Linked DNA regions of Homo sapiens: region 2 is linked to region 1. A link is a loop called in an ENCODE intact Hi-C map of the cell type or tissue named here. Cell type or tissue: CD4-positive, alpha-beta T cell. All regions are shown on one strand. Each heading gives the region's core, and the rest is flanking DNA. Links, peaks and the distances in the headings are about the cores only. Region 1 holds the start of SMIM10L2A (small integral membrane protein 10 like 2A). Region 2 overlaps ZNF449 (zinc finger protein 449).

Region 1 (12,156 bases), core at 6,290-8,789:
AGGGACTTAAACAAATTTACAAAATAAATAAATAAATAAATAAATAAACAACCCCATCAAAAAGTGGGCGAAGGATATGAACAGACACTTCTCAAAAGAAGACATTTATTCAGCCAACAAACATATGAAAAAAAGCTCATCATCACTGGTCATTACAGAAATGCATATCAAAACCACAATGAGATACCATCTCACACCAGTTAGAATGGCGATCATTAAAAAGTCAGGAAATGACAGATGCTGGAGAGGATATGGAGAAATAGGAACATTTTTACACTGTTGGTGGGAGTGTAAATTAGTTCAACCATTGTGGAAGACAGTGTGGCGATTCCTCAAGGATCCAGAACCAGAAACACCATTTAACCCAGCAATCCCATTACTGGGTATATACCCCCCAAATTATAAATCATTCTACTTTGAAGACACATGCACATGCATGTTTATCGCAGCACTGTTCACAATAGCAAAGACTTGGAACCAACCCAAATGTCCAGCAATGATAGACTGGATAAAGAAAATGTGGCACATTTACACCATGGAATCATATGCAGCCATAAGAAAGGATGAGTTCATGTCCTTTGCAGGGACATGGATGAAGCTGGAAACCATCATTCTCAGCCAAGTAACACAAGAACAGAAAAGCAAACACTGCATGTTCTCACTCATAGGTGGGAGTTGAACAATGAGAACACATGGACACGGGGAGGGGAACATCACACACTGGGGCCTGTCGGTGGGTAGGGAGCTATGGGAGGGATAACATTAGGAGAAATACCTAATGTAGGTGATGGGTTGATGGGTGCAGCAAACCACCATGGCACATGTATACCTATGTAACAAACGTGCACGTTCTGCACATGTATCCCAGAACTTAAAGTATAATAAGTAAATAAATAAATAGAAACGAAACAAATGACTATAATGACCAGAGAAGGAATAGAGACAATGAAAAGTTACCTTTACTGAACTTTATATATATTTATACCAGTATAAAAAATAAAAATAAACATTATAGTACAAAAAAGGAAAAAAACACTACATGTAAATCAAAATGGAATTTTTACAAAATGTTCAAATATCCTACAGGAAGGCAAGAAAAGAGAAACAGAGGGATAAGAAACAAAATGAACAAACAGAAAGCAAATATTAAAATAGCAAACTTAAGCCCTAACATATCAATATACTTACTTTAAATGTAAATGATATAAGAATAGCAATGAAAAGACAGAAATTGACAGTGGATTAAAAAAATAACCCAACTCTATGCTACAAGAACCTCACTTCAAATTTTTACGAGATTTCACAGATTTATTCATTTTCAAGCATGGTTTTATGCTTCTTATAAAAAAAATATGTTTTCCGGCCGGGCACGGTGGCTCACGCCTGTAATCCCAGCACTTTGGGAGGCCTAGGCGGGTGGATCACCTGAGGTCGGGAGTTCAAGATCAGCCTGACCAACATGGAGAAACCCCATCTCTACTAAAAATACAAAATTAGCCGGGCGTGGTGGCAGGTGCCTGTAATCCCAGCTACTCGGGAGGCTGAGGCAGGAGAATCGCTTGAACTCGGGAGGCGGAGGTTGCAGTGAGCCGAGATCGCGCCATTGCACTCCAGCCTGGGCACAAAGAGCAAAACTCCGTCTCAGAAAAAAAAAAAAAATGTTTTCTGAGGACTACACTGAATTTTATTTTGTATGAATAAGCCAATTACAAAAAGACAAATATTGTATGATTCCACTTATATGAGGTGCCTAGAGTAGTCAAATTCATTGAGACGCATAGTCGAATATTGGTTTTCAGAGCATAAGGGCAGGAGGAAACGGGGAGTTGTAATTTTTTTTTATCTTTTGCAAGATAAAAAGAGCTATGGTGATTGGTTGCAGAACAATGTGAATGTTCTTAACATTACTGAACACTTAAAAACAGTTAACGTGATCAATTTTATGCTATGTGTATCTTACCACAATCCTAAATTTTTTAAATAAAGGAAACAAAAAATGAGACAACTGAGAAACTTTTTTCAAAAAAACAAACAAAACTCCCTAAAGTTAACATCATATCTAGTGGTGAAAGACTGAATGCTTCCCCCTAAGATCCCAAACAAGTCAGTGATGTTAGTTTTTCACCACTCTTTTTCAACCTAGTACTGGAAATTGTATCCACTGCAATAACACAAGGAAAGGAAATAAGGATTAGGAAGGAAAAAATAAAACTGTCCCAATTTACAAATGACATTAGTTAGAAAATTCCAAGGAATTGACAAAAAGACTCCAAGTGATACTCCAAGTGATACCAAGACTCCAAGTTTGGGGGAGGTCCCCAAACACTGGTTAGACTTTGACCCCAGCTGGTGTCCACGCTCTTGACACCATTGCAAGAAGGAATGCAAGGATAAGTCAGAAAAGAGTGAAAGTTCAGTGATTTATTGCAAAGCAAAAGTACACACTCAAGAAAGGGGAGTGCAGGCATACTCAGAGTGAGTCATGCAATGGAATTTGGGGCTTCTACCTTTGCGGGTCTCTTTAATCAAGGGGTGGAATATTCACAGAGATTCCCACAAAAGGTTAGAGATTTCTTGAAACTGTGGCACCACCCATTTTTACACCAAATATGGGTGTTCCTGGAACTGTCCTGGTGCTAGTGGATGTGTGATTTACTATGTTAATGACGGTATAATGACGTCCTAGGTAACACCTAGGTCAAATCCAGCACTGTGTTGGGTCCAATTGGTCTTAGCCAGCTTGGTCCATACCCTGGTTTTTTAGGGTCTAATCAGCCCCTAGCTTCTGCTGCTATTTCAGCAGTTTCCTTTTGCTAGTCATCTGAAACTGTTGTCTGGAATTTTCTATTCTTCTGCGACCACACTGCATTATTCCTGTCTCACAAGAAGTAAGAAAAAAAGTTCAGCTAGGTTGCAGGATACAAGATGAACAAAAAAAAAATTATCATATTTCTACATACTAACAATGAACAAGCATGTGGAAACTGAAATTAGAAACATAAAATCATGTATAATTGCTTCAAAGAAAGTGAGTACTTAGGAGTATATTTAACAAACATATATAGGATCTGAATGCTGAATATTCTACAGTTTTGATGAAATTAAGAATATCTAAATAAATGAAGAAACATACTGTGTTCTTGGATTTGAAGAATCCACACAGAAACTATGTCAATTTTCCCCAAAATTGGTCTTTAAATTGAACACAATTTTCAGCAAGCCTTTTTGTACCCATAGATCAGCTTATTCTAAATTGTATATGGACAGGCACAAGCCCTAGAGTAGCTAAAGAAATGTTCAAAAAAATAGAGAAAAGTCATGCTACCCCATTGATGTGGTCTGGATGTGTGTCCTCGCCCAAAACTCATGTAAAATTGTAATCCCCAATCTTGGATGTGGGGCCTGGTGGGAGGTGATTGGATCATGGGGGTGGTTTCTCATGAGTGGTTTAGCACCATCCCCTTGGTGCTGTTGTCATCATAGTGAGTTCTCACGAGATCTGCTTGTTTAAAAGTGTGTGGCACCCCCCAGCCCGCTCTCTCTCTTTCTCCTGCTCCACCCATGTGATGTGCCTGCTCCCCCTTTGCCTTCTGCCATGATTGTAAGCTTCCTGAGGCCTCCCCAGAAACAGAAGCTGCTATGCTTCTTGCACAGCCTACAGAACCGTGAGCCACTTAAACCTCTTTTCTTTATAAATTAGCCAGTCTCAGGTATTTCTTTATAGCAGTATGTGAATGGACTAATATTCCCATATTAACACGTACTATATCCAAACAGTAATAAAGACAGTGTGGTACTGTAGAAAGAATAGACACATAGGCCAATACAACAGAATAGAGGACATAGAAAGAGACCCAAGTCCGATTTTTGACAAAGATGAAAAAGAAGCTCAGTGGAGGAAGGATACCCTTTCCAACAAATTGGGCTCTAACAATTAGACATCCATAAATGAAAATTGAACCTGGACCTAAACCTCAAATATTATACCAAAGTTAACTCAAAGTGGGGCACAAATTTAAATGTGAAATATAAAACTACAAAACTTCAAAAAGAAAACGCAGGAGAAAATCTTTAGGACCTAGGGCTTGGTAAAGAGTTCTTACACATGACATCAAAACCATGATCCATAAATAAAAAGGACCAATAAATGGTACTTCATCAAAATTTAAGTCTTTTGCTCAGATAATGCCCTTAATAACAGAATGAAAAGACAAACTACAGAATGGGAGGAAAATTTGCAGACCACATATCTGTTAAAGGACTCGTATCTAGAAAATATAAAGAAGTCTCGAGATTTAAGCATAGAAAACAGTCCAACTAGAAAATGGCAAAAAACATTTTACCAAAAAGGATAAACAGATGGAAAATAAGCACATAAAATGATTTTTCACCTTCATTATTGGTATTTGCCGAATCATATATCACTATACGCCTATCAAAATGTTTAAAATAAAAAATAGTGATAACACCAAATGCTGGCAAGGATGCAGAGAATCAACACACTCATAAATTACTGGTGGGAATATAAAATGCTAGAGCCACTCAGGAAACAGTTTGGTAGAGTCTTACAAAACCTAACATGCACCTTATGACCTAGCAATCACACTTAGACATTTATCCCAGAGAAATGGGCATTTATCTTCACGCAATAAGCTGTAAATTAATATTCATAGCAGCTTTATTTCTAATAGCCAAAACTGGGAATACTCTGGGTGAATGGTTAGACAAACTGTGGTACAACTACACCAAGGAGTACTACTCAGCAGCAAAAAGAAATAAAGAACTATTGACACTTCACACCCCCAACAACTTGGATGATTCTCTAGAGAATGATATTGAGTGAAAAATGTCAATTCCCAAAGGTTACAATGTTGTATCATTCCATTTGTTTAACATTCTTGAAATGATAAAATTATAGAAATAGACAACACATTAGTGGTTGCCAGTCATTAAGGAGGGAGAGCAGGATGGAAGCAGATTTGGTCAAAAAAGGGCAGCTTGAGGGAATTCTGAATAGGATAGATGGATTGTGTCAATATCAACATCCTGATTATGATATTGTACTGTAGTTTTGAAAGATATTAACCAGTGGAACTGGTTAAAGGGAACATGGGATCTCTCTGTATTTTTTCCTAAAATTGCATGTAAATCTACAATTATCTCAAGATTAATAATGTAATTAAAATATTAGTTGCAGTTCTATATATTAACAATGAACACATGGAAACCAAATGTTTGACATGTAATCAAACTCACAATACCACTAGCAGTCACTGCAAAGAGGATGAAATAAATCTAACATAATATGTGCAGAGTGGCTGAATGTGAGTGCAAAGAGGTAACCCAAAGGAGGTTTTTTTTGGGTAATGGAATACTTTTGTATCTTCATTGTAGTTGTGGTTACACAAATCTTTAGATGGTGTAAAATTGTTAGGACTATATGTGTGCACACCCACACATTAATGCAGGTTTAAAAAAATATTCCAAGTGAAATCAGGCCTGCAGTCTGGTAAACAGTAATGTATCAATTTCAATTCTTGATTTTGATGTTATATTACATCAACAAAAAATGTTACTGTTGAGGGAAGCTGGATAAAAGGCACAAGGTCTTTTTTGGTACTATTTTTGAAATTTCCTGTGAGTCTATAATTATTTACAAACAAAATGTTAAAAAATAAATGAGATGAGGCCAAGGAGAGGTTTCAGAAATGGCTGGAAGCAACAGGGTCTGCAAATGAATGGGGTTCTAGCCAGTCTGGAACAATGGGTTTCTATGTGCCTTAAGTCTATATTTCTATGGCCCTTTCTTTTTCAAATATTACTAATTTTTTTCATTGTATTATACAAGGAATATGTACAGACATACATTTGGACATACAGACATATAGAGCGAAGTAAAAAGTTTAAGTCTCCCTATTGTCTTAACCAGAACAATATAGAGCAATTTGATATATCTGCCCTGGCTTTTTCTTTTTTGTAGTAGAGGCAGTCTCACTCCATCGTACAGTGGCAGGATCATAGCTTACAGTAACATTGAACTCCTGGGCTCAAGCGATCCTCCCACTTCAGCCTCCTGTGTAGCTGGGACTACAGGCATATGCTACCACACCCCACTAATATATTTTATTTTTTTTTGTAGAGACGAGGACCTTGGTAAACAGGCCCAGCCTTAAGTGATCCTCCCATCTTGGCTTCCCAAAATGCCGAGATTGCACGCCTATAATCCCAGCAATTTGGGAGGCCGAGGTAAGCGGATAACCTGAGATCAGGAGTTCCAGATCAGCTTGGCCAACATGGTGAACCCTATCTCTATTAAAAATACTAAAAATACAAAAATTAGCCAGGCGTGGTGTCGCGTGCCTGTAGTCCCAGCTACTTAGGAGGCTGAGGCAAGAGAATCGCTTGAACCTGGGAGGCAGAGACAGCAGTGAGCTGAGATCATCAGCGTGGAAGACAGAGTGAGACTTAGTCTCAAAAAAAAAAAAAAAGAAAAGAAAAAAAAAGAAAAAAAAGAATAGAAAAGAGAAAAAGAAAGAAAAGAAAAACCACGCCCAGCCTCCTGCCCTGGCATTTTTTTTTTTGATGCATGTATACCCATGCATGGATGTGTTGCGTTGTTGATAAAATCGTGATGTCCACACAATAACCAGAATCCAGTGATTCTGGAACTGGATTTTTTTTTTCTTGATCATGTAGGTAGGACAATTGCTCAATCAGTGTAAATGGATCCGCTGCGTTCCTCAGTTACGTGGGATACCATAGAGATGATCAGGCGTGACGGTGAACAGGTATTTTGAGAGTTCTTAAATACCCACGTCAACCTTTGTTGTGAAAACTGGGATGGGGTTGGGTGAACCTACTTCTTTCTTGCCGACAGTTTTTCAAAAGTCATGACCATAACGAAGTGAGAGCATTTCCCCACATCATTAAAACAGTCTGAAAAAACGCTACTGGGTTTTGACTGGTTTACGTTTAATAAAGATTGAATGAAACCACGAAAGGGCTTTTAAGCACACTGGCAACAAACAAACAAAAAGGCCATAAACAAGAGCAAATGAAAACCCAAGACGACCTTGTGCAACCACCATGGCAAACAATGGATTAAGAAGAGTGCTTAGAAAGGGAAGGACAATGGGGAAATTCGCCAATAAAGAGATATACGTGACCAGCAAATATACCAGAAAGGGAAAAATGCACGCATGTGGGCTTGATGGCACTCTGTAGCGCAGTTACTGCACCATGCGAATTAAAGAAAGATATAATGGCTTGGCTGGCCAGTTTTCAGGGGAGACCGTGGGAGAAGGGAGGTGATATGAACAGGCAGAGGCTTCTGCACGTGCTTTCTATACAGAATCAGCGTAGCGGCCCAGATTGTCCTCCTCCACTGCCGCTCCACCCTGGGAAATGGTCTCAAAGCGATCCCTGGCAGCTCCGCCCTTCAATCCACTCCAGCCTCCGGAGGCGCCCGGAAAGAGGCGGGGCTGTGTGGGCGGGACGGGGCAGTGGGCGGAGCTGAGCCTGCGGGGCACGTCGAGCAGGCGGGGTCGCAGCGCTGACGGCCTCTCTGCGGCTCCCGGTTGGGGGCGTGGCTAAGCCAGCGGCGGACCTATGCTGGCCTGGGGGGGTTCGGGGTGGGGGTTCGGGGGGGTGGCCCCCCGCAGTGAGGAGGTGTGGAGGGGGCGGCGTGTGCGGGATCGTGGAGGTGGGGCCGAGGCAGCGGCCGCCTGAGCCCCGCTCGGCCTTGGGAACACGGGGGCGGGGCGGCCGCGGCTCTGGGCGACCCGCTGGGTGCACTAGTGCTCGGGTCCCACCGCCCTGAGGCTCGCGCTCGAGCGGGTCAGTCGGTCGGCGGGGCCTGCGCGGGGCCCGGGCCCATGGCGGCGTCGGCGGCTCTGTCTGCAGCGGCGGCTGCGGCGGCCCTGTCTGGCCTGGCGGTGCGGCTGTCGCGCTCAGCTGCGGCCCGAGGCTCGTACGGCGCCTTCTGCAAGGGGCTCACGCGCACGCTGCTCACCTTCTTCGACCTGGCCTGGCGGCTGCGCATGAACTTCCCCTACTTCTACATCGTGGCCTCGGTGATGCTTAACGTCCGCCTGCAGGTGCGGATCGAGTGAGCGCCGGCGGCGGCGGCGGCGAAGGCCCGGCTGAAGGGGCGCCCGTGTCCCCGCCCGCCCCCGGCCGGGTCGCCGGCATGAAGGAAAGCTGGGCCGCGGCGGGGGGCGGAGGCGGGGCGGCTCGGACCCCTGGACTCTAGACCTACGCCGCCAGGGCACGACGGCCCAGCCCTGGCCCCGGCTGCGGTCTCAGCCCGGGGGCCCTGGATCGCGCAGAAACGCACTGAATGGGCCCCTGCCATCGGGCTCCAGAAACTACCTGGGCTCGGCCGACCTGTTGCCTCATATTGGCCAAAGAGGGGGAAACCAGAAGGAGGGAATTCTGCTGCGGCGACTTGACTTTCCAGGCCCGGAGCAGAAAGGTAGGAGGCGACAGGTTGGAATGGGAGAGGGGCGGTGGCTCTGCCCTTCAGATGTCAGGGCGTGTTGGCGGTCAGGGGGAAGTATGGAAGGCACCGGGGCAAACCAGCCAGAAGAGCTGTGGAGCCCAGGTGGGGAAAGGAAAGGCAGCCGCAGGCTCTCCCCTCCTCCCCAGTCATGATTGCAGGATAGGGTGAGGGGCGGCCCCCTCCCGCCCACGCCCCAGTGCCTGCCTCCCTTTCTGCAGAGGCCCCCAGGGTGTCCCCTGAACCCTGAGGAATGGAGGGTAATGGGCTGGGGGCGGCCCCGGAAGGCCCTAGAGGAGCAACGATGCCCCCACCCTTCTCTTCCCCACCAGTCGGTGGGCATAGGGAGGACGGTTCTCTTCTAGGTTGAGCCCCATATCTGTTCTCAGCCCTCAGCCCTGGGTCTCTCTGCAGCTCCTGCACAGCCCTTGGCAAAACTGCCTCCTGCCCTGTCTTTGGGGCCAGAGGACTGGTCTCTGCCTGCTCCTGCTGTCCCTTATGTTCCCCTACCCCTACATGAGGGCACCCCCCAAGCTCTGCATTTGGAGACAGGGAAGAGTGGGAGAGACGCATTCCTACCGTCCCCTCCCCTAGTCTTGCTCTTCTGCCATGTCAGCCCATGCTCCCTAAGGCCCCTAGCTAGCAAGGCCCTCCCAGGGCCAGAGTCCCATCCTCCAGCCCCAGACGGCCTCTAGAAGCCTACTGTGTACTGAAGTGATCTGGGAAAAGGAGACCTGCCTGAGCACACAGCAGCTCTCAGCCTGGGGTGGGCAGAGCAGATGGAGGAGGGGCTTGCAGAGGAGGCCATTCCCGGGGGAAGCAAGGACGTGTCTGGTGGCCAGGCAACTGAGGTCCCCATCTCTTTCTTTCTCTTTCAGGCATTGGCATTTGTAGGCGGTGACCCGCCCCTTCTCTGGCCTTGCCAAGAGTCACATCCCTGCCCAGGGGCACCTCTGGCCCTGGAACTTGCCTGGGCAGAGGCAGCGTGAAGGGCCTGAACAAGAGGAGAAGAAGGGCCTTCCTAGTAGAGGCACAGCATGGACAAAGGCTCACAGGGGTGGGGGTGCCCAGTGATCGAGTCCTGGCTTGGGAAGGAAGGTCTGAGTTCCCTGGGAACTGAAATCTGCTAGCAGCACTGTGAGAGAGGTGTATTTCCCCCTCCTAATGACAGAGGAAACTGAGGCTTCAGGGAGGGGTGGATTTGCCCTTGACATGCAGATAGGAGGAGGAGGAACTGCGTGTGCCCCTGGGCCTGCAGGCCCCCACACCCCTCCCCAGTCTTCTTCAAGACCTGGCATGGTGGGAGGAGGGAGGGGGAAGTGGAGAGGGGAGCATAGGGCTCCTGGGGCACCAAGGGAGAGAGGGGCCCAGGGGTAGGGAATCTAGGAATGTCGCTTTCCTTGGAGCAGTACGGAAAGTCACAGGGAAGATCAGGAGGACGGACAGCTGAGATGGGAGACAGGAGAGATGAGCCCCAGGACCCCTGGGGAGCCAAGCTGTCCCCCACATCCTAGCCTCTCACCCCACCTGGAGCTTCACCAAGGGCTCCTCAGCAGTGAAGTGGCACAAGCCTCCCAGTTTGGTGGGCAAGTGGGGGTGATCTTGGTGTTGTGGCTCCTGGAGACACGACATAACCAGGAGGGTGAAGGGATAAACCTGGGGTGGGCTGGGGCTGAGACCCATGGCATGACCCCAATTCTCTCTCCTCAAGCTCGACCCCCCATCCCCAGGATCACACAGGAGAATCTCATCCTCACGGCTTGGATTGCTCCTGGGGGCCCCCTGGTGTGCTGCTAACTGGTGTACAATGCTCAGGAGCAGCCCAGAGGGGAGCCGGGAAGGGACCCTCGCCCTTACCATCTATCCCCATTTCCGCATCTCTTGCACTGGTACCCCGGGCGCCACGTTCTCAGTTCCTGGGACTGAAAACTGCAGCAGTCTGGCCAGCTCCAGGGACAGAGTGGCCCAGCCACCTACTATGTACCCTCCTCAGCTGCCCACTGGACTCAGGTCCTGAATGAAGCTGTCCGCCTGCCTCATGCCAGAAGCGGCTGGACAGTGGCTGCCTCATGACCCTTGCAGTCTCCCACATCCAGGGCCTGATGACATGCCCCCTTGTCCCAAGTTTCTTGGGAACCCCTGACCCTGCTGGCCCCTCTCATCCACCCCAACCCTATCCACCCTGGACCACCTCTGGGGGTCTGTCAGCCTGCTGGTCCCCCCAACAGATCTTTGGGGGCAGCCTCTATGGGACAAGAGTGACACAGGGCTGGAGAAGAGGAGTGAGGAGCCTCCTTGTGTCTGATGCACAGATGTGGCCCTTTCAAACCCTGGTGTCACCCTCTGGGTGACTGGATCCCCAGCTCCAGCCTCTTCCTGGGCCAGCCAGGAAGGCTGGAGGAAAGCTCTTTGCTGAGTGCATGCATGGGAGTGTGGGGGGTGACTGAGCCCTCCCCATGCAAGGGGCTTGGCCTGGGACCCTGGAAGCTGTTTCCCTACTGGGATAAAGTTGCGTCAGCCGCAGGGGTCTCTGCCCTCAAAGACCCCCCACTGCAGGGAGCCCCACCCCATAAGAGGGTCACGGAAGTCCATGTCCGCCCACCCCCAGTGGCTTCTGGTGTGGCCGTATTGGCCTAGAGGGGCTGACTGGGGAGGGTCAGGGCCAAGCCCTCAGCATCTGCTCCTGTCCCTGCTTTTTCACCCCTGCTGCCTGAAGTGGTAGCCCCGCCTGCTGCTTCTCCACCTCCCCTCCCCACCTCTTCTCTCCCAGATGGGGCCCTTGCTGCGTGACGGGGTCTCCATGCGCTTTATTTATTTGCAGTCTGTTTTCTAGGCGGTGGAGCTAGACACTGACCGGAATGACATACTTTTCTGTGTGTGATTCACTGTGTACTGGTCAGCACAGGCTGGCCAGAGAGCTGTTCTTGTTTCTGGTGTTGTCACGTCTTCTTGTTTTCTCTAAGTTTAAAAAAAAGTCCTTGGTTTAATACACTAAAATCCCAACTGGAGGCCTCCCGTGTCTGGTGGGGGTGATGCAGTGGCCCCGGGTGGAGAGGCCCCATGGTGAGGTCACCAGCTCCCATGGCCAGGAGTTGGCAGGGAGAAGCCTCTGAGGGCTAGGGCTGGGGGAGGCTGTGGCAGGGACCGTGTTTCCTGTTCAGAGGCTGTGCTGAGAACCGACTTGACCTGGACCACTGCCCCATGAGAAGCAGGCAGCATCCTAGCCTGGCCCCGAGAGGTAGCTGCTTGTTCTGTTGACAACCTTTGTTCAACGACCCAAAACATAAGTCCCTTTCCTTTTTAGAGTCTGGCGATCAAAAGTGTCTTAAGTCAGTAGAATCCTGAGGGTGGACTAGGGTGAAGTGAACTGAAACAGACTCGACACAGGTCATTTTGTGTAGCACTGAGACTCCTCTCCCTGCCTGAGGCCACCTCCCACTGCCTCCCTACCAGCAAGGTTACTGCAGAATCTTGGAGAAGATAAAGGACCTGGCCCTGGAAGCCTGCTTCCCTTTCCCAACCTTGGAAGCAAATTCTGTCCCATCAGAGCCCCCCTCCCTAGTGGCTCCCACCAGAGACCTCCCTAGTGGCTGCTGTAAGGGTTGGCAAGCAGGCAAAAGGCGGGGGAGGGAGGGCAGAGGGTAGTGTTAGAGGAAGCC
Region 2 (12,156 bases), core at 1,999-4,498, 71 kb before region 1:
TTGTCTCTATGTCATTCCCCAGCCTCAAGATTTCTCCAGAGTCCTCTTCCTTTTTCTCTTCTGCTGAACTCAGCAAATGAGTCAGTGCTTTTAACTCTATCAGACTCAATTCCCCTTCTATAACAAATAGTTTATAATGTCCACTTTACTATGCACAAATGAAATTGATAGACAACATAATCTACCCACATACATCAACCCAAAGCATCAGTAAATTGCTCCATGGCCTGAAGGCCAATTCTAGCCATACCCTGTTTATCTGTATACTCTGTATGTAATGGTTTTTTTATCTTGTTGAAAGGTCATTGAAAAAAAGAGGAAGGAGAAGAACTGACAGTGAATGTGCCCCACAGTGCCTAAAATATTTACTATTTGGCTCTTTATAAAGTTTGCCAACCCTGAATCAAGTCTAGAAGGAATATAAAGGAAAAGAAACATAGTTTGTTATAAATTGATAGGGATTTGTACATATATGTGCTTGGGCCTGACCGAATGTCATGAAGTTGTCAGATGTTTGCATCTATGCTTAGAATCATTGTGAATGGGACAGCCAGAAATTCAGACTGATAAAGCTCAAGTACTACGAACAGTGTTGCTCCTCGTCATGTGATTTTCCAAAATGGCATACGACTCTAGGTAAATCTGAACAATAAGCAGTGTAGTCTTTGCTTTTCACATTAGTGCATTCCTAGAAAATTTCATTTGTGCTGAAACTATGCAAAACAAAACAAACAATTGTACTTATTTGACCAACAAGGTGGGGTTCTTGACAGGTTCTTTTTACTCACATGAATGTTTGAGTGGGACATTCCACACTTGGTAGGGACCTAGAACAATTCTGCATTGTAAATTATGTTCCATTAAATTCTGATAGCCACCACCTGTCAGCATATCCAAAACTCCCCATGGGGACAGTGGCACTGTCTGCCATTCAGAATGACTGTGTAAAGCCTCTTTTCAGAAGTGCCGTGACTGAGAGAGGGCAGTATCTTTGGGAAAAGGGAGCAGGAGCTTCCAGATGGGCATCAGGGATACTCCAGTCTTGTCTATGGGGGTTCTCTGCAGGAGCTGTTAGCTTCAGGGCTCCTGAACAGGAGTCTTCTGAAGTTTTCTGTCTCCCTAGGGTACTTGGGTTGGTGGTTGCCCTTCCTTTCTCTGTCTCCTTGGTTTTGTTTACTATATAAGATTTTATCTTCATGTGGTCTAGACATTTGCTGCTGAATACAGTCACTACTAGTCATGTACAGCTCTTGAGCCCTTGAAATATGGCCAATACAAATTGAGATCTGCTGTAAGTATGAAATACACACCACATGCAGAAGACTTGGTATGAAAAAAGTAGGTGAAATATCTCACTAATAATTGTTCATATTGATTACATGTTGAAATCCTGATTGTTTGCACTGGATTAAGTAACACGTACTATTAAGATTGGCCTTACTTTTTAAAAAATTTATTCATATGGCCACTAGAAAATTTAAAATTACATGCATGATTCTCATACAATTCTACTGGGCACTGTTGGTCTAGACTTGAGAGTGATGGTTCTGGCATTTCCCCCAGGTTGATATGCATGACATGCTCTTGGAAGAACTGGCACCAGTGGGAACGGCACACATACCACCAACCATGCACCTAGAGTCACCTGCACTCCAGGTAATGGGACCTGCCCAGGAGGCCCCAGTAGCAGAGGCATGGATCCCACAGGCAGGGCCACCGGAGCTGAACTATGGTGCTACTGGAGAATGTCAGAACTTTCTGGACCCTGGTAAGGCAAGGGTTTCTCTCCTTTCTTTTGTTTCTGTTTTGAGAGTTCAGGAACTCTCAAGGGTTGGGGTTGGGTTAGAAACACCAATTACTCAATGGAAATTGACCACTCAGATAAAGAAGAGGAAAAAGTCTCTCTGGGAATAGTAGGGAACAAAGCACTTTGGATAGAACCCTGGGATTAGGAACCCTTTAAGCTAATGACCCTGATAAGGAGTCTTTTGATCAAGAATGTTACACAGGAAAACTATGGGAGTTTGGATTCTGGATAAGGACTCATTTCTCAGCCCAATTTTAATCAACAGGAACTGTGATGTGGTGGGCCCCAAGGGCCTCGGTTGCTTTTATGGCATCAGAGCCTTATTCAAACTTAATACTTTAGTAATATAGTCTATTTAGATCCTGTAAGATCAACCACTTACTGCAGTCTAAAGGAAATATCTACCTCATTAAATCAAAACCTATTACAGTGTTTTTCAAACTGTAGTAAGCAGACCATTTGCAGCATGAACACCACAGGTGCATGTTTAGCAAGCTCTGCAGGTGAGTGCTACACACACTAAAGTTTGAGAATCACTGGCCCAGACACCACAGGGATTAGTTCTAGAAGGAGAAAGTCCAAGTGGAGAAAGGCAGCACGATCACATAGTCCAGTTGCTCCTATATTTTATTCCCCTTTGGGGTTTTCTATTTTTTTTTTTTTTTTTTCTGAGACGGGAGTCCTGCTCTGTCGCCCAGGCTGGAGTGCAGTGGCGCAATCTCGGCGCACTGTAACCTCCACCTCCCAGGTTCAAGTGATTCTCCTGCCTCAGCCTCTCAAGTAGCTGGGATCACAGGCATGCACTACCACACGTAGAGACGGGGTTTCACCATGTTGGCCAGGCAGGTCTTTAACTCCTGACCTCAGGTGATCCGCCTGCCTTGGCCTCTCAAAGTGCTGGGATTACAGGCGTGAGCCATTACACCCGGCTTCTCCTTTGGGGTTTTCTTACCCAGTGTTCCCTGTACCTCTTCTACCCCTCACATTAAAGCTTTGGCCCGAGTGTGGCCAGAATCCTCTCCCCGACTCCCCCAGGTACTGTTTCAACATGTTCGCACGTTCAAGAGACTGTTAAATACTGAGACCACAGAAGACACATAAAAAATGAAAATAAGAACTGTCCAAGTTATAAAATATAAATGTCTGATCCATCCATAACTAGCTCAGTACCCAGGATTAGGAACCATGCCCCTTTCCACATCATATTAATATCATTTATTCATTTGTACACTATCTACGAGCACCTTTGAGGAGCCAGACACCATGCCAGACCCTGGGGATTCAGTAGCACACAAGGTTGGAAAGCAGCTCTGGTCATCTTGGAGATTACAGTTCAGTGGACAATTCAGATATGTTAGTAGGACGTTTTGTCCTGTATGTAACAGAAATCTGACAGTAAATGGTATGTTGGGAGGAATAGGATGCCCAGGAGCATGGAGGAGGGCCACCTAACCAGCTTTTGGCTGAGAGGGAAGTCTGGAGGAAGGAGGATCTGGGTTAAAACCTACAGGATGGATCAAAGTGAGCCTGTGGAGTGGTGTACATGGGAAGCGGAGAGGGCTGGGATCAAAAGCAACAACATGTGCAACGTTCTGAAGGCAGAGAGAAGACCTCCTGCTGCAGTGCAAGGGACATAGAAGAGCAGTGGGGCAGGAGTGGCAATAGAAGAGGCTGGAGAGAGAAGCAGGGTCCTGGGTCACGAAGAACTTGCAGCCTCATGGAGAAGTCACACTTGATTATCAGGGAAGTGGGGAACCATTTTGAGGTTCTCCAGTACCAGAATGATACACACAAATTTGCATTTTAGGAGATTATTCTGGCTATAGTAGGAATGGATACATACTACTGAAAGCAGGGACCCCATTTGGGAGGTTGTTGCCATCATTCAGGTGAGAAGATGTTGTTCTAGAGCAAGGGCATGTTGGTGATGATGGAGTGAAAATGTAATTCAAAAGATACTTAGCAGGTGTGAAATATAGAGCTTGGTGATTGGGTGTCAGGGTGATGGAGAAGAAGGGAGTAAGGATGGAATCCAGGTTTCTGGCCATTGAACTGGGTAGATGGTAATGTTATTCACTGACATGACAAACAAAAGAGGAAGATCAGATTCGGTGGGTCAAGTTGAGTTTAGATTTGAACATACAGAGTTTGAGGTGCTTATGGGTCTCCAGCATATTTTTAAATAAAAGTGACAAAAGAGGAAAACTTTACAAGTATGCATATTGTGGTCAAAGCAGAACTATATATTGCCATTTATGTTCCAAGCTTTACATCATCTACATTTCATAGTCTATTGAGGAATTCTAAAAAAAAAAAAAAAAAAAAAAAAAAACAAAACCGGGTTTATGTGTATATGCCTGGAACAAGTAGTAAAACTTAGCTAGTAATATTTTGAAGTATAACTCTTTCTGCATTTGCATTCTGATTCTCCATGTTAATTCGCTCCTTTTGTCAACACTGCAGGTACAAATACCACATAGTAGCAATATTTATCTGGTGTTAATATTTTGCTCTCTAAAGCACATGGAAATCTAGTATATTTAACAAAGGATAGGTAGAATTAATTAATTTAACAGATAAAAATTACAAATTGGAGGACAGGAAATTATCCTTTTCTTATCACCGTTTAAAGTGATATATTATGCTTTGAAAAATGTTGCAAGGCTTATTTTATTATTTAAAGGTTACTTAAACTTTTACTTTAAACAAAAGTATATTTGATGTATTACATGAAATACATTCTATTGTGGACTGAATGGAAAGCACAAGATGCCAGCTGAGTGGAAAAGAAATTCAAAAGTAATGGAAGAAGTCAATTGATTTTATATTAATGTTTGGAACCTATTTCCTATGAGCAAAAAATTAGGTTGTTGAGTATATATGAATTGTGCATATATATTTTTTCATGTAATATAACTGAAAACACATATACACATTCATTGCAAAATAAAAGAGAACTTAAGTGAACAATATAAAGTGACCTAAGGAAGACATAAACTTTAAAACAAAATCCCTTATTTGAATTCATGCTGGACACTTTGATGCCAGAGATAGGCAATAATATTAGAATGTATGCAATCAGAAAGAAAAGAGGCAAGGAGACGCTAGTCTTAAAAACATAAAATATATCATGCTTATCTTTGAAAATATGGAGTTCAAAATTCGTACACCAAAACTGGATTGCATTTTGAGTTGTCAAAGCTTTGGGTTTTTCATTTCAATTGATGAGGTTTCATTTGGAATGTGTGTGAAATGTAAAAGATCACATCTTTTTGGTGATGAAGAATATGAGAGATGAAAATTTAAAGTAAAATACAGGACAAACAAATGCTGTCTAGAAAGCATCAGAAGATTCTTATAACTTAAACTTCTTCAGATTATTCTACTATACCAAAAAATTTACCATAAGCTAATATCTAACCCCCAACTATAGTAATGACATTTCTTGGTGTAGTGAAGCTCTTACGAGACAGTCTTTGCTAATGGGGTTTAATGAAGCCATTCCCTGAGTTTAGGATGGGGGGAACATTCAATGAAGCACCTTCTTTGTTAATCTCCAATTGCTTTTCCCTCTTTGCATGGGATAGCTATTGAAGGGCAATTAATTATCCCCGAAACTTAGCAGCTTAAAGGAAAAAGTATTTATCATGTTACTATTTTTGAGAGGAATTCAGGAGTGATCTACTAGATGTTTATGGCTCAGAGTCTCTCTTGTAGTTGTTGTGAAGATGTCATCAGGGACTGGCAGGATGCCTCAATTCCTTGCCAAAGGAATTTCTCCATAGGTTACCTAAGTATCTTTATGATGGGGCAGCAGGCTTCCCCCAGAGCAAAGGATCCAAGAGAAAGCAAGGAGGATGACACAATGTCTTTGATAACCTACCTACATACCATACTTATACCATATTCTGTTCATTAGAAGAGTCACTAAGTCCAACCCACACTTAAGTGAAGGAAAAGGAAGTTCCACCTCTTGAAGGAAAGAATACCGAAGAATTTGGGAGCGTATTTTGAATCAACCATGCCTGGACTTAATAGCCTTTTACTTAAAAAAAAAATCAAAAATAATTTCCTTTTTTTTTCTTCAGTTAATTTTTCCTAAGTAAAATTTCTTCACTTAATTTGGTCAAATATAATATACCTATGATGGATCTCTTAGCTATAGCCAGAGGATGAGTTTAACATCCTGGGCAATATGTTATTGTCACTGGAAAACTAATATTCTAGACTATGGTCTCAAAACCAGGAGAGATGATTAAATTTAAGGTAACAGGCTTTGGTTTCTATCTGTAGGGCCCTCCTTTTTTCCTTTTATTTTTAATTGACATGTAATAATTGTACCTATTTATGGGATACAGAGTGATATTTTGATATGTGTGTACAATGTGTAATGATCAAATGAGGGTAATTAGCATATCTGTCACCTTAAACATTTATCATTTCTTTGTGTTTCTCATTCCTGTGGGAGCTAAAAAAGAAAATGAGCTCACAGAAGTAGAGTGTAGGGCCCTTCTCTTTTTACTGACCAGCAGTTAATGTTTCTTCTATTACTGTAAAACCACTCATCCAATAATAGTTGCTTTACAGATAGCTTACATTGAGGGTAAAGAAAAGAGCTCCTTGACAGAAGTAGGCATTAAGGCCTGCTTTTTTATTGCCACTCAACATTGACCCAGAAGCCATGGAGCCAAACTAGAAAACATTTGGAGAATACTTATATATGCGGGTATTGATATGATAAATTTCTAGAATTGGAATTGATTGATTAATGGGCATTTAAAACTTTAATAGATATTGTCAAATTGACTTCTGAAATTATTGTACCAATTTATCCTCCCACCACAATATATAGGAATGCCAAATTCTGCTCATCTTCACTTATCTTTGCTATGTAAGAGCCATAACTGTTCTCGCTATGTTGGCCAACAGAGTAGGGCAAATATCTGTGGAAACCCTTTCAGTAAGTGTCAGTTTTATTCAGCATTGGTGGTGGTATTTTATTCAATATATAAGAGTAGAGGATGGGAACTGATACCTAAAGGTGAGACATGGGTCAAAAGTGAATGGGAATTGGTTTTAGCTGACATGGACTGTGAAAATAAGGTTGAGAAATGCAAATAAATTGGTGACAGTGTCCAGAAGTATCTGAATATTACTCAGGACCACAGGGTTGTGGTGGGCTGTGCTACACATATAAGAAGTGCATTAGGTTGGCATCCATGAAGAAGCTCAACTATGAGCACCATGTTCTCACATCCAAGGTGTAGAGACTGTCCTGATGCACCCAATTTGGGGCCAAGCTTTTTGAAAGCTGGCACCAGGAGTATGATGCTGGGGACAAGGAACCAAAGCAAAAGTACTCAAACCTCTGTAATTTGGTGCTGTACATAAGGTAGCAGCTAGACTTGAGGGCCAATATGGGAAGCCCATGAGACACAGCTGCCTGGTAGTAACACTTCTGACCTTAGATCTCATGGGTACCAGATTCTGCTTCCAGGGCTACTTTTAGTCCTTCAGCTAGGTCGTAGAGCTTCTTTTACCCAAGGAGCAGGTGTCTGGGCCTGGTTTTGAAGTGATATTTGATTAAATCTATAACCTTAAGAGTTTCAAATCTGTGCTCTGTAAGATGAGAATAGCCATATGAACAATTCCTGTCATTCCCAAAACTGTTTTTCTGGCTTTCATATTGAGATCTCCTGGGCCTCCAGGCTTCTACCACCCTAAGCCTTTGCTACTTGCTGCTCTCCCCAGTTTCAATTCCTTCTCACTTCTGCTTGATGGCAGCTTTCTTTAATCTATGAACTCCAGTTTATTTTTTTCCACTAACTTTTAAAAATTTTTTTTTTAATTTTTGTGGGTACATAGTAGGTGTATATATTTATGAGGTATATGAAATATTTTAATACATTGCATGCATTGCATAATAATCACATCATGGTAAATGGGGTATCCATCTCCTCAAGTATTTATCCTTTGTGTTACAAACAATCCAATTCTACTCTTAGTTATTTTTTAAATGTATAATTTCTGTTTTTTTGGGGGGGCCTCTTCCACCACATCATTCAGTTATCCCACTCCTGGGTTTAAACCAAGCTTTGTTAACAAAATAGTGAGTTTATAAAACATTTTATTGGAAGTGTATTTTATATTTCTTAATCTAAAATCTATTGTTTTTTTCCCTGTGAAAATGTAAAATAAAGTATTTTACACCACTTCCTAGGATTTGATATAATGTACTGAAATCTAAATTTTACTTCAGATTAATGTTAGCCAAACTAATTTGTTAATATCATTTAATGATGTCAATATTTAAATTTTTTTTACATTTACATCTTTTTAAAATAGCGTTATTGAAATATAATTCACATACCATACATTGTCACCCCTTTGAAGTGTACAATTTAATGTTTTTTGGTATATTCACAATATGTACAACTGTCACCACCCTGTACCCTTTAGCTATCACTTTTTGGCCCCCATCTCTCCCACTCCAAAGCAACCACTAATTTACTTTTTGTCTCTGTAGATTTGCCAATTCTGGATATTTCATATAAATGGAATCATACAATATGTGGCCTTTTATGACTAGCTTCTTTCACTTAGCATATTTTCAAGGATCAACTATGTTGTAACATGTATCAGTACTTTATTCCTATTTATGGTTGCATAGTCCATTGTGACATTATACCACATTTTGTTTATTCATTCAACAGCTGATGAACATTTAGATTGTTTTTATATTTTGGCTATTATGAATGATGCTGCTATAAAAATTTCAGTATGACATTTTGTATTTATGTATGTTTTCATTTTTCTTGGGTATATACCTAGGAGCACAATTGCTATGTCATATGGTAACTCTATGTTTAAACTTCTCAGGAACTTCTAGACTGTTTTACAAACTGATTGCACTCTTTTACATTCCGACCAGCAGTGTACAAGCACTCTTATTTCTTCACATCCTAGGCGACATTTATTATTATTATTTGACATTTTTATTCTAGCCATCCTATAGGTATGAAATAGTGACTCATTGTGGTTTTGATTTGCATTTCTTTCTTTGAAGAGTAACGATGCTGAACATGCTTTCATGTGCTTATTGGTCATTTGTATATTTTCATAGACCTATTTAGTCCCCTTGCCCATTTTTAATTGAATTATTTGTCTTTTTATTATTGAATTGTATGTGTTCTTCATACAGGTGACCCTTGAGCAATGTGGAGGTTAAGGGTGCTGACCTATTGTGCAGTTGGAAATCCATATACATAACTTTTGTTTCTCCCAAATTTAACTACTAATAGCCTACTGTTGACTAGAAGCCTTACTGATAACATCAATGGTCAATGAACACATATTTCATATGTTATATTTGTTATATATTGTATTCTTACAATAAGTAAGCTAGAGAAAAGAAAATGTTATTAAGAAAATCATAAGGCAGAGAATATATTTATTATTCATTAAGTGGAAGTGGATCATTATAAAGGTCTTTATAGCAACACAAATGAACTAAGACAGTGTGGTACTTCCATAAGAATAGACATGTAGATCAACAGAATAGAGGAGAGTTTAGTCTTGCTGTCTCAGGGCTGTCAGAGGTGGAAGGAAATCTGCCTGTAAGTGTATTTGTGTAGTTCAAACCCATGTTGTTCAATGGTCAACTGTGTATTCTAGATAAAAGTCCCTTATTAGACATATGATTTGCCGGTATTTTCTCCCGTTCTGTAGGCCATCTTTTCACTTTCTTGATAGTGTCCTTTGTAGCCCAAAATATTTTTTTAATTTTGATGAAGTCATATGTAATTGTTTTTTCTTTTGTTGTTTGTGCTTTTGATGTCTTATCTAAGAAATAATTGCCTAATCCAAGGTCACAAAAATTTTCTCCTGTGTTTTCATCGAACAGTTTTATAATTTTAGCTCTTACATCTAAGACTTTGATCTATTTTTCATTAATTTTTAATAGGGTGGGAGGTAGAGGTCCAAATAATAATTTTTTCCCGTGGAGACATCCAGGTGTCTCAGCATTATTTGTTGAAAAGGCTATTCTTTTTATATTGAATATCCTTGAAACCCTTTTCAAAATCAGTTGACCACAGGACAGGTATATGGATTTATTGCTAGATTCTCATTTCTATTCTGTTATGTTTAGTTGGTTTATAGTATTTTCTATGTCTTGTATTATTGATCTTCTGCCTAGATTTTCTGTCTATTAGTGCAAGGAGTTATTGAAGTGTCCAACTACTATTGTTAAATTATCTGGTTCTTGTACTATTTCTGTTGAGTTTTGTTTTATATATTTTAGTACTCAGAAATTAAGTGCATACATGATTATAATTGTTATATCTTCCTGATGGATTGATATTTTTATCATTATAAAATGATCCTGTATATCTTAGTAACAGGGGTTTTTTTGTTTGTTTTAATGCCTATTTTGACTGGCTCTCTTGTGGTTGCTACTTGTATGATATATCTTTTTCCATCCCTTTACATTCAATCGGTTTGTATCTTTGAATCTAAAGTATACCTCTTATAAACAGTATATAGTTGGATCTTTTCAATCCAGTCAGACCTTCTCTGCTTTCTGATTAAGTCATTTAATGTATTTACATTTAATTTCATTTGTGATATGGTTGGATTTATATCTGCCATTTTGCTTTCTGTTTTCTATATGCCTCAAGTCTTTTTTGTTCTTCTATCCCTCTTTTACTGCTTTCTTTTTCATTAAGTAAATATTTCTCATGTAATATTTTACTTACTTTAATAATTTTACTACTTTTATTTCTTTAGTGGTTGCTCTAGGATTTACCATGTACATCTTATCATTGGTTTCAAAGTTATACTAACTTAATGCCAGTGAGATATAGAAATGTTTCTCCTATGTAGCTCTGTTCTCTTTTCCCCCTTTTTGTGATATTACTATTATACATGTTACATCAAAAATGTTTTAAACCCAAGAATACATTGTTATAATTATTGCTTTATATAATTTTAAGACTCTTAAGAAGCTGAAAGAAGAAAGGAAAATACATATATATTATAACTTTTGTTATATTAGCATTGTTTATCATTTCTGGTTTTCTTCATTTGTTCCTGTGGATTTGAATTACCAACTGGAGTCATTTCTTCAGTCCCATACACTTTGCTCTTACCCACCTCATTTCTGCTGTTATTGGGAAATATATTACATTTCTATATGTTGTATGCCCAGCAATACACTATATACATATTTTTATACAGTTGCCTTTTACATCTTTTAACAAAAGAAAGAAGCAATACTGTCTTTTCTCATTACGTAATTATTTTTACTTGTGCTGCTTTGTCATGTGGATTCAAATTACCATTCATTTAGATTATAAGTCAGTATTTTGTACCTAAGCCTTTGCTATTCTCTCCTATTCCAAGTTTCAATTGAAACTCCATCTTTTACTTCACAGCAGCTTTCTTTTGATCTATTACCTTGAATTTTATTTGACCTGTTTCATATTACCCTGTAATTTCACTCTTAGCTTTGAAATCCAAATGAAAACAAAATAGTGAATTTAAACAGCACTTTTATTTGAAATTCAGCTTTAGTTTCTTAATCTTAAAAAGGAAATTTTTTTTTCATGAAAAACTAAAACAAGGTATTTTAGCCCACTTCCTCTGCCTTGAATATAATGTTCTGGAATTTAAATTTTACGTCAGATTAACATTAGTCAAACTAAATTCCTAATGTCATTTTAATAATACTAATATTTAAACATCAGCCTACATTTAGATATCAAATTAGTAATTTACAGCCCACATTTCATTGAAGACCAGTAAACTTGATCAGAGATAAAGGAGGAGAATAAGGGGCTCAGAAAAGAGGATGTAAGCAACACCAGCTGTCAATGAGGAGAGGGGTGGTCAGACAAGGCGAGAGTGAGTGGTTGGAAACTTCACCTGGTTGTCCTTAGATTGACACTTTGAAATACTATTTTGTAGTCATTTTGGGTTATAGTCATTTTCACCTGTATAAGTTATCTGGGCTAATTTTAAGAGAATCCACTTTTAGACTTCAGCGGAAACCAACATAAATGCTGCTTTTGCTAGGTTCAACCCAGTTCAATTTTCGTTTAAATTCAAAAGACTCCACTGAAATTTTTCCAGTAAACACTTTACTACTTTCACCTCTCTTTCTTCATTTGGCACTCAATAGCAGTGTTTCCCAGTATTAATATGGCAAAACTTTATGAAATTTACTTTATATTTTAGCTCTAACCTAAACAAATCTAGTATCAAAATAGATGCTGAAATGATTTAGTGCATTGATTTCAGCACAGAATTTATTCACTCACCTTCCATAGATTAGAGAATAGCTTTGAATT

Evidence for each region. Peaks named below come from ENCODE experiments on the same cell type or tissue, not always from the same donor. Only the 100,000 strongest peaks of a DNase experiment are listed, where the experiment ranks them.
Region 2: a loop joins it to region 1, with 6 times the contacts of the local background. A loop is called at or near these places in 40 of 110 quality-filtered maps.

What each region holds. Positions count from the first base shown.
Region 1 is chrX:135,414,258-135,426,413 of GRCh38, forward strand. SMIM10L2A (small integral membrane protein 10 like 2A) reads left to right here and starts at 7,687. Exons shown (of 2, transcript NM_203306.3): 1 at 7,687-8,473; 2 at 9,376-12,156. The coding sequence starts at 7,875. The coding sequence ends at 8,111. RefSeq lists a silencer at 7,748-7,977. In CD4-positive, alpha-beta T cell, for the core only: no CTCF peak of the experiment used is centred there; a DNase peak (open chromatin) is centred at 7,514; H3K4me3 peaks cover 1,073 bases.
Region 2 is chrX:135,347,547-135,359,702 of GRCh38, forward strand. ZNF449 (zinc finger protein 449) reads left to right here. Exons shown (of 5, transcript NM_152695.6): 3 at 1,564-1,768. Among named protein-coding and RNA genes, the nearest start is that of ZNF449, 8.8 kb to the left of the region's middle. In CD4-positive, alpha-beta T cell, for the core only: no CTCF peak of the experiment used is centred there; no DNase peak of the experiment used is centred there.